Linked DNA regions of Homo sapiens: region 2 is linked to region 1. Evidence: chromatin contacts called from ENCODE Hi-C or POLR2A ChIA-PET data. All regions are on one chromosome and are shown on one strand. Each heading gives the region's core, a stretch centred on a gene start or an enhancer-like site at or near the end of the contact. The rest is flanking DNA. Distances are from core to core; before and after follow the strand shown. Region 1 overlaps LHPP (phospholysine phosphohistidine inorganic pyrophosphate phosphatase). Region 2 overlaps LHPP (phospholysine phosphohistidine inorganic pyrophosphate phosphatase).

What was found. Hi-C counts contacts between places; a loop is a spot of excess contacts on that map. ChIA-PET counts read pairs that join two places held with the same protein, here RNA polymerase II (POLR2A).
Region 2: a map of endothelial cell of hepatic sinusoid shows a loop between it and region 1 (5-fold over the local background). The contact joins two enhancer-like sites. A Hi-C loop is called at or near these places in 2 of 168 maps with a recorded cell type or tissue (OCI-LY7 and endothelial cell of hepatic sinusoid). POLR2A ChIA-PET finds 5 or more read pairs at or near these places in 3 of 52 experiments (B cell, WTC11 and activated B cell).

Annotation. Positions count from the first base shown.
Region 1 is chr10:124,520,995-124,525,720 of GRCh38, forward strand. The region is part of intron 6 of LHPP (phospholysine phosphohistidine inorganic pyrophosphate phosphatase); the gene reads left to right. Among named protein-coding and RNA genes, the nearest start is that of LHPP, 62 kb to the left of the region's middle. RefSeq lists enhancers at 1,120-1,661, 2,542-2,711. Within about 2 kb of position 2,722, at least 14 of the 41 ENCODE cell types and tissues checked have a DNase peak (open chromatin) inside an H3K27ac peak, as active enhancers do.
Region 2 is chr10:124,576,693-124,581,418 of GRCh38, forward strand. The region is part of intron 6 of LHPP (phospholysine phosphohistidine inorganic pyrophosphate phosphatase); the gene reads left to right. Among named protein-coding and RNA genes, the nearest start is that of LHPP, 120 kb to the left of the region's middle. Within about 2 kb of position 2,527, at least 3 of the 41 ENCODE cell types and tissues checked have a DNase peak (open chromatin) inside an H3K27ac peak, as active enhancers do.

The sequences.
Region 1 (4,726 bases), core at 1,472-3,971:
AAAGGTTCGCTGGCTTCTGCAGGAGTGTTGGTGGCCCCAGGTGGCAGCTGCCCTCCTCCTGCACTGTCCCCTTCTCCCTCCAGATGGTACTCTTGGTACACAGATACACTGAAATGCTGGAGGGGCGTGGGGTCCTGGATGAGTGGCTGATGGGGCCTCGCTCTCTGGAGGGCTGTTTTGGGACTGGAATTGCCTGCGTGGTGCTCCCTATGGATGTGTGGCCAGCCTGGGGCCAGCACACAGCCTCTGGAGTCAGCCGGGCACCTGCCGCTGGGCCGGCATCCCTTCCTTCCAGGAAATACCCCCAGCCAGGCTCTATGGAGCAGCACCTCGCCCTTCCAGGGCCACCCCCAGCCCTCTGGCACCTCAGCACGGCCCCATTCTGCACAGCGGTGAGCCCCCCAGGGGCAGCAGCTGTGTCTCCTCTGCAGCTGAGGCATGTCGTCGCAACCCTGTGCTGAGCCTCTCCTCTCCTGCAAGTGGCCCAAAGAGGCCTCAACAGGGGCCAATGACCACTGGATGGGTCAGCTGGGCATCAGAAGGCCTTCCAGGCTCTGTCCTCTGTTGGTGGCCTTGGCGGAAATGGGAGAATGAAGGGGGAGGAGGGGTGGCCTTGTCCTGGGCCCAGGTGGCAGAGAGCCCTGCAGTGAGTAACTGCGCTCACACTTGGTTTGAGGCCAGGGCAGCATGGGGAGGCCGTCCAGGCTGGGGCAGCTGGCGGGTGGGGGCAGCGGTCAGTCCTGCCAGTCACTGGCACCAGGAAGGGGGAGAAGCCAGAGGGATGACTGAGGCCTCCCACTGGTCCTGCTGTGGGACGTGCCCTCAGCCAAGGTCTTCTAGTACGGAGCACGCACACGTGCACGCACTTACACGTACACACACACACACACACAATTGTTTCTGAGGCAGCTGTCAGGAGTCTGAGAGGCCGAGAGGTGGCTGAGGAGTGGGATTCGGCCGCTGACTGGCAGTGAGATCTCCTTGTCACCTTAGATGTATCCATTTCTCTTGTTTTCATTATAAAATGGCCCAAAGAGAGTGAAGCCTCGGGGTTGGGAGAGATTGCAGGTGGCTTAGCTCTGGAGGGAAAGTTTTGCAGGGCCTGCTCCCCAGGAAAGCATCATCCCCGGGCAGGGGTGTCTGGAGCTTGGCCCAACAGGGCTGCCCAAGAGCCCTGGACAGGGAAGCACAAAGCTTTCTTTTCATACCTGCTCCCTGTGGAAATCCTGCCCAGCCAGGGGGCGGCCCTCACCTGGCTGGCAGGTAAAGGCCTTCTGGGTGTTCCCTGCCTGCCCTGTTCCCAGGACTCCTGGCGCATTGGACATGGCTGCTCCCCCAGACTCCTCGAGGTCCCATCCAGCCACAGCGTTCCTGCTGCCCAGGCCCTGGACAACAGTGTCTCCTCCGTGGGGGGTCCTGTGCCATGGGTGGCAAATCCTCATGATGCCATGAGTCCTGCAGCCCCAGAGGGTGCTGCTGCCCTGCCGTGAGAGGCTTTTTCAGATGGGACAGCTAGGACCTTGGCCAAGGCCACCTGGCAAGGTTTTACAGAAGCTGGACTGGAACCTGGCCGCCCCCAGTCCCCTGGGCGGGTGCTTTTCCTGCACTTTTCCCTGGTAGAATGTCCTGCCCTTGGGGCCACATTTTGCAGCAGTCACAGGGCCTGGCCTCACTCCAGGGCTCCATGTTTGGATGCGAGGCCCAGTGGGTAAGTGCACTGCTGCCCACGCCCCCCCCCAAGCACTGTCTGCTCCTCCCTGCTTGCCTGCCTGTCAAGGCAGCCCTCATCTTCCTTGGAGGATGGGGCTGGGCTGGGAGCCTGCGCCCTCCCATTCTGACAAATGAGTAGAGGGAAGGGACGTTTTGCCCAGTTCCAAGGTGCCCTCTCTGTCCTCAGTGGAGAAGGAAGAGCCGCTGGCACATCTGAGCCACAGACCCTTCCTGCCTCTTATATCCCCACCAACCTGTGTTCCTGTGGACATGCCAGAAACCAGGCCGTGTGGCCTCTCACCACCCCATCACTCTGTTCGCTGTTCCACGCCACACCCTGCAGCCACCACCCAGTCAAAGGCGCCACTGCCTGGGAAGCCCCTGCGCTAGTCCTGGTGCTGCTGTGTAAATAAAGCCGCGATGCGGAGCTCGCCTCTGGTCTTCTCTTATTGTTTACCCAAGGCTGGCAGATGTTTTATAAGCCCCGAACGTTCTTGACAAACAGTTTGCCCTTCGGAGAGGGAAAGTTTCCTGGACCGTGATTCCCGACATCCTGCAAGGTCCCTTCTAGCTGTGGCCTGGGTGCTGAAGGGGTTTCCCCCCAGTGGGGTGGCCAGCCGATCTAGGATTCCAGCCGCCTTGCACAAAGCTGGAAGACGAGGGGCTGCAGGGTGCATGGCTGTGGAGCTGGCTGCGTCGGGAGGGAGAGTGCCCCCACGCCTGGCCTTTGACCTTGGAAGCGGCTGCCGTCAAAGCAGCAGCTTGTCCTGGGTCTTCCCAGACTTCGCAGTGACGGATTTCAGAGTGTTTCCTGTTACGAGAAGGCTGTGGATTCGCTTTGGAACATGACAGATTTTTCTTCTGTGCTACGTGGAGTGTGAGGGAAGGAAGTGAAACTGGTGTTAATTTTTCAGCAGTCACATGTCAAAGTGAGTGGCTAGCAAGCAGGGGGGTCCAGGCTGTGGTGGCCCTGGTCAGCCTTCCAGGAGTCAGGACCCTCCTGCTGCCCTCCTGTGTAAACAGACCAGCCAGGGCAATCCGAGCCAGCCCCGGTGGAGAGAAAGGGCCAGTGCTGGGCTTGGGAGCTCACCCCAAGTTCCTCGGGTACTCATCCTGGCAGTGCAGGGAAGGGCACCGGGAACAGGCCTGTGGAAAAATCCACTGTGCAATGAGTCCGTGAATCCCAGACATCCTCTCAGCAGCCCTCTGGTCCTGCCCGGGATAGAGGCTGTGGCTTCTGGTGTAGGTGGGCACTTCTGGGCTCAGAGGGGTCATTTAGCTCACCTGAGGTCACACGGAGTGGGACCCACCCCAATTTAAGCCTGTACACTTTTTTCTTTTGTCTCTTTTGGTAACAGCTTTATTGAGAAATCACTCCCACGCTGTATAACTCAGTGGTTTTCATACATTCACAGAGCTGTGCAGTCGTCACCACAATTTTATAACATTTCATCACCCCAAAAAGAAGCCTCAAATCGTTTAGCTATTATTAGCAAAGACCCCCCACATTCCACCCAGCCCCAGACAATCACTAATCTACTTTATGTCATACTTTCTTTCTTTTGTTTTCATTTTTTTTTTTTTTTTTTTGAGACAGAGTCTCACTCTGACAGCCAGGCTGGAGTGCAGTAGCATGATCTTGGCTCACTACAACCTCCGCCTCCCAGGTTCAAGCGATTCTCCTGCCTCAGCCTCCCAAGTAGCTGGGATTATAGCCACGCACCACCATGCCCAACTAATTTATGTATTTTTAGTAGAGATGGGGTTTCACCACGTTGGCCAAACTGGTCTCAAACTCCTGACCTCAAATGATCCCCCCGCCTTGACCTCCCAAAGTGCTGGGATTACAGGCATGAGCCACCGTGTCTGGCCTTATGTCATACTTTCATTTGAAAAATTTAGAAAAATTAAATTGGCCCAGGAGTTTGAGACCAGCCTGGGCAACATAGCGAGACCTCATTTCTATTAAAAATCAAAATTAGCCAGGTGTGGTGACACCCACCTGTGGTCCCAGCTACTCGGGAGGCTGAGGCAGGAGGATCTCTTAAACCCAGGAGGTCCACGAGGCTGCAGTGAGCTGTGATCATACCACTGCACTTCAGCCTGGGTGACAGAGCAAGACCTTGTCTCAAAAAGAAATTTTTTTAAATTGTGGTAAAATATATATAACATAAAATATGCCATTAAACAATTGTGATGTGAAGTGAATAAAATTTGAATACACAGCATAATGAATAACAAAGCAAACACTCTAAGGTCAAGAATTAGGAGGCTATCAGCTCCCCAGAAGACCTAGTCCCTGATTGACATGCCCAGTCCTGCAGAGGCGGCCCCGCCTTGCCGTGGGCACAGTGGCCGCGGTGACTGGGCCTGCTTTCTTCTCCCACATGGCTGGCTTCCCTCCAACATGGCGCTGGCTCTTCCTTCTCTGACCTTTATCCAAGTGGAATCGCACACTGTACCGTTGAGCTGTGGCTTGTTCATCGTGTCCTCTGTGGCTCCAACACCCCTCTCTGCCCGTCCCTCAGAGGGAACATCTGGGTGGGTCCCAGTTTGGCCCTTCTGCACTGGCTGCCAGGAATGTTCTGGTTTTTGTCTCCTGGACACATGGGCGTGAGTCCTTCTGGGGCGGATCTGCTGATAGATGGCAGTGCTGGGTCATGGAGGAGCATATGTTCAACTTGACCAGATGAGGCCAGACGGGTTTATGCCCCCACCACGGGGGGACCCTGTTGCTCCCCGCCCCGACCATCACGAGCTGTTCTGGGAGGGAGGCCCATGTTCTTCCCAGTTTACGGTCCTGGGAGGTTTCTGGACATTGTCAGCATGTGGCAGTCCCGGACGCTGGGCCTCCTGAGAGAGTGGGGAGGAGACCCGAGGCGGAGGCGAGTGTGTGAAAGGAGGCTGGTGGGGTCCACATGGCTCAGCAGGTGAACATGGGGTTTCCAGGGGCAGACACCCCATCGTGGCCCCCATGGCTTTGGTTGGGGCAGCATCAGCTTCCTCCTCTGCTGGG
Region 2 (4,726 bases), core at 1,277-3,776, 56 kb after region 1:
GCAGAGCTGAGGGCGGGGGTACTGGGGGGCTGAGGGGGGTTCTTTAGGGCAGGAGTTACCTGCCCTGTAGACGGGGAGACCACATTAGTGTTTGTGCAAAGCCCTGCCCTCGTGCACCTGTCCTTCCGTAGCCCACGATACCTCATCCAGCCCGGGCCCGTGGGTGGGCTGCTGAGCACCCGACCACAGCCAGGCCTCCATGTGCCACTGTCAAGGGGACTTGGCCCGCCATGATCCTGAGTGCACAGGTACATTGCTCCGCCCTCTCAACAGCCACGACCCAGAAATAAAGTAGGCACTGTAATTTGCATTTTGAGGATAAGGAAACCGAATAATAGAGTCTACTGAGCGCATACTCAGTCTTTCCAGACCCTAGAAAGTAGGTACCATTGTCATCCTCATTTCAGAGCTAGGAGAGCAGAGGCCAGACAGGTTCCATAGCCTGCTCAGGTGGGTCCGTGCTGGACCAGGAGAAGGGCCAGGTAGGCTGATGGGTCCTGAGCTTGTGCTCCCGACCGCCAGGCTGTGTGTCTGATGGCCGAGGCCAGGGTGGCTCAGCCAAGCCCAGCCAACCCAAGACTAGACCATCCCCAGCGTCCACCCCAGCCTCCTGGGCACAGGGGTCACCTCCCACCCCTGGCCCACCCATACAGCCTTTTCCCATCTAACCTTTTCTTTAAAGGAAGGCATCCCTTGGAATGAGTCCACCCTGAGATTTTATGGATCCAAAGAAAAAACTTAATTAGCTGCATAAACTGTCAGTTGAGACTCTCCAGAGGACACACCTCCGGCTTTCAGGTTCCCCAGGGAATCTGAGGCTCTGAGGCAGGTGGACAGCCAGGTCCCTCTTTACCCAGCACCAGGTAACCTTAGAGGCCTGGCCCTGCCTTCCTCATTTTGAAATGTCACCCTGTGGTCATCTCTCCTTCCCTGATGTGAAGCAGTGACCAGTTCTGCCCCATCCTACACATGTGTGCACACATACATGCACACATGTGTAAATACACATGCATGCACATGCATATGTGTGCACACATATGCACATACCTTCACCTTCCTATCCCTCCCCAGGGGAAGGCCTTCCTTGGGGCTGCCCCTCCTCCACTCTGGCAGCATTGGGACTTGAATCTTGTGGCCCCGTCACAACTGTACTCAGCTACTCCAGCTCCTTGTGTGACCTCTCAGCCCCCAGGCTCTGAGCTACCTGAGGTGAGGTGGGGCCACACTGGTCCCCACCTCGGTGCAGCACACACAGCCCCATCCTGGGAGTGCCACCCAGGTTTCCTCTAACTGTGCTTTCCAAGGGCTGGAAGGACCTCTTCCTCTATGCCAGGTGTGCTAGAGTGGCCCCAGCCGAGAACCTGACTGGGACCAAGCCCCAGGACAGTGGTCAGGCACACACCTGAGTCGCTCTTCCTCCCATAGACACATTTGGAGTTCCCACTGCCTTCCTAGGCCCCACCACATGCTGTCACCTCCAGGAAGCCTTCACAGGTTGCTCCCTGCTGATAGCCTTGACCTGCTTCCCAGGGCATTTGCAAGGGAGTAGAACGAAGACCAAGTCCGTGCAGGGGCTGCTGGCTCTGTGCTCAGCACACGCCCCGTGACCACCTCAGGGGCGGCTCTGCGAGTCCCCACTTGACAGGTGAGCCACAGGGCCACAGGCATGGCTTGGGGTCCTCTGCGGAGCCCGATGTGTCACTGGCCCTCACGTGTCCTTCTCCGATCTGCTCACTCATTCATCCATTCATTTATTCAGCAGGGGTTCTTGAGTGTCTCTGAGGTGGAGCGTCTGCTGTGAAGGACTGGCGGGACGCAAACGGTTACCACTGGTGTGACGGGCTCTGATCAGGAGGCACAGGGTGTTGGGGAGCTCAGAGGGTGACATCTCACCCTGCCTTGGCCAGTGTGGGAGGGAGAGGGTTCAGGGAGGATGTAACTGTGTGTGTGGCAGGTGCTGTGGTGGCACAGAGCTGAGGGGACATAGGCACAGTTGCTGGATGCAGGGCTTACACCGCGCCACGCGTCAGAAGCTAGCAGGGGCTGAGCAGCATCTCTGCCCTCCCCGCTTGCACCCCCACCATCCAGTGCAGCCCAGCACCTAGGGGGCATGGGGCCAGTGCCTGGCACATTTTGTCCTGACTGTGGAAAAAAGCTCTTCACAGCCCTGAGTGCTGCTTTAGCTTTGGCTCCACCCATCTTAGGCTGCTCAGAGGCCTCAGGCCTCCCTGGAGGGCCAGAAGGGATTCCCAGGGGCAGGATAGCACGGACGGGGGGGTCCGCTGTGTAAGCCTGGGAAATTCTGGCTGCTTGAAGCTGGCACACTCCCCTGAGGCTGTTCCAGGCACAGTCACTGGGTCTCCCCGTCGAAGTGGCTCTAAGGCAGGTCTTCCCGGTTACCAGCAAGCAGATACATGTTGTAACGGGCTGAGAGTGGGTGTGTATCTCATATTCCCCAGAGGAGCTTACGGACAGCCCCTCTTTAAGGAACATCTCCCGGGCCGAGCGTTCTGAGCGCCCTCTGAGCAGGCAGCCCACCACCGGGGCGCTGGCCAGTCTGAGTCAGTCCTGCCTGGGAGGCAGTCAACTCTGGGGAAGGCAGAAGAATCACAGCACTGAGTGCCGTCCAGTTTCCCCTCAACTATATTCGCGGACACGGCGCCAACAGGGGAAAACTTACATAGCACCTATTCATTCTGAGGCCTGGCCGGCCTCTGGAAATCAGCATTTCAGTGTTGGCCAGGAAGGAGGCCAGAACTGTGCTGTAGCATTTCAATGTATGGCTGTCCCACAATTTATATTCCAGTCCCCTGATGATGGACATGTAGGCGGTTTCCAGTTTTTTTCATGATCACAGATCACACTTCTGTGAACAGCTCTGGATGTGTCTCCTTGTGCAAATATGGTGCTAGGTGTTCTTCAGAGCATTTTTCTCCAAACTTGCCGGGTAATATGGTCACCTTGGGGAGTTTGTTAAATATACATATTTCCAGGTCTGCTCTGGTGGGTCTGATATTTGGAGCCAGGAATCTTTTCTTTCTTTTAACAGATACTTAAGTGATTCCTGTGGTCCAGGAAGTTTTGCAAGCTCTGATGCAGAAGAGCTCGCTGGAGCAAACATGTATGTTCTGTTTTACTAATTAGATATACGCTGTTGATGACTCCAAAGTGGACGTGCCATTTCTGTCCCCTCCAGCAGTAGGAAAGAATCCCATTATCCCACATCCTGGCCAGTTCTTGGTATTGTGAGATTTTTTTAAACTTCTTCTCTTAAGACTATGATGGTATTTTGTTGTAATATAATCCACATTTTCTATATTATTACTGTGCTTGAGCACTTCTTCAAATGTTTGATGACCTTGACCATTGAAACTTCCTTTTTGTGAATTACCTATTCATATCCTTTGTAGCTTCACTGTGGAATGCTTGTTACTGATTTGTAGCCATTCTTTATACATTTCACTCCCACTCGTTTGTCAGTTATATGTGGTGCACACATCTGCTCCCAGTCTGTGGTTTGTCTTTCCACTTTGTTTATGGCCTCTTATTGGGACACAGTTTTAAATTAAAATATAATCAGATGTATTAATCATGATGTTGTAGTTTGTGCATTTTCTATCTTGTCTAAGAAATTCATCCCTCTCCTTGTTATACTTAGAAAGAAGGATATTCTACATTCTCCTTCAGGAGTTCTAAAGATTTGCTTTGCACATTCAGGTTCCAAATCTACTTGAATTTGACTTGTGTATATGGTGTGAGGTAGGGATTTGATTTTATTTTCTATGTGGATAACAGTTGTTCCATTATCACTTTTGAGTAGTCCACCTTTTCTCTCACTGACTTATAATGCCACCTCTGTCATGTCAGCTTTTCATATTTATCAGTTCCTGTTAAATGTATCTTTAAAGCTTTATTGAGACATAATTCACATGATACAATTTACCCATCTAAAGTGAATAATTAATGTTTTTATTATATTCATACACCATCGCTATCAGTCAATTTTAGAACATTTTCTTTTTTTTTTTCTTTTTTTTTTTTTTGAGATGGAGTCTTGCTGTTGTCACCCAGGCTAGAGTGCAATGGCACAATCTTGGCTCACTGCAACCTCTGCCTCCTGGGTTTAAGCACTTCTCCTGCCTCAGCCTCCTGAGTAGCTGGGATTACAGGCACCCGCCACCACACCCAGCTAATTTTTGTATTTTTAGTAGAGACGGGGTTTCGCCATGTTGGCCAGGCTGGTTTTGAACTCCTGATCTTGGGTCTTGGGATCCACCCGCCTTGGCCTCCCAAAGTGCTGGGATTACAGACGTAAGCCACCATGCCCGGCTATTTTCATTACCCCCAAATAAACCTTGTACCCTTTAGTTACCTCCTCATCTCTGTAACCCTAAGCAAATACTCATCTGCTTTCTGCCTTTGTGGGTTTCCCTGTTCTAAATATTTTTTATGAATGGAGTCATATAGTATGTGGCCTTTTCTGTCTTCTTTTACTCTGCGTGTTTTCAAGGTTCATCCATGTTGTAGCATGTATCAGGACTTCATTTCTTTTTATGGCTGAATAATGCTCCACTGTATGGATAGAACACAGTTATTTATTCATTCCTGTGTTAGTGTATATTTGGGTTGTTTCTGCCTTTGGCTATTGTGAGTAATGCTGCTATAAGGATTCATGGGCAAGTTTTTGTGTGGACATAGGTCTTCATTTCTCTTGAATATATGCCTA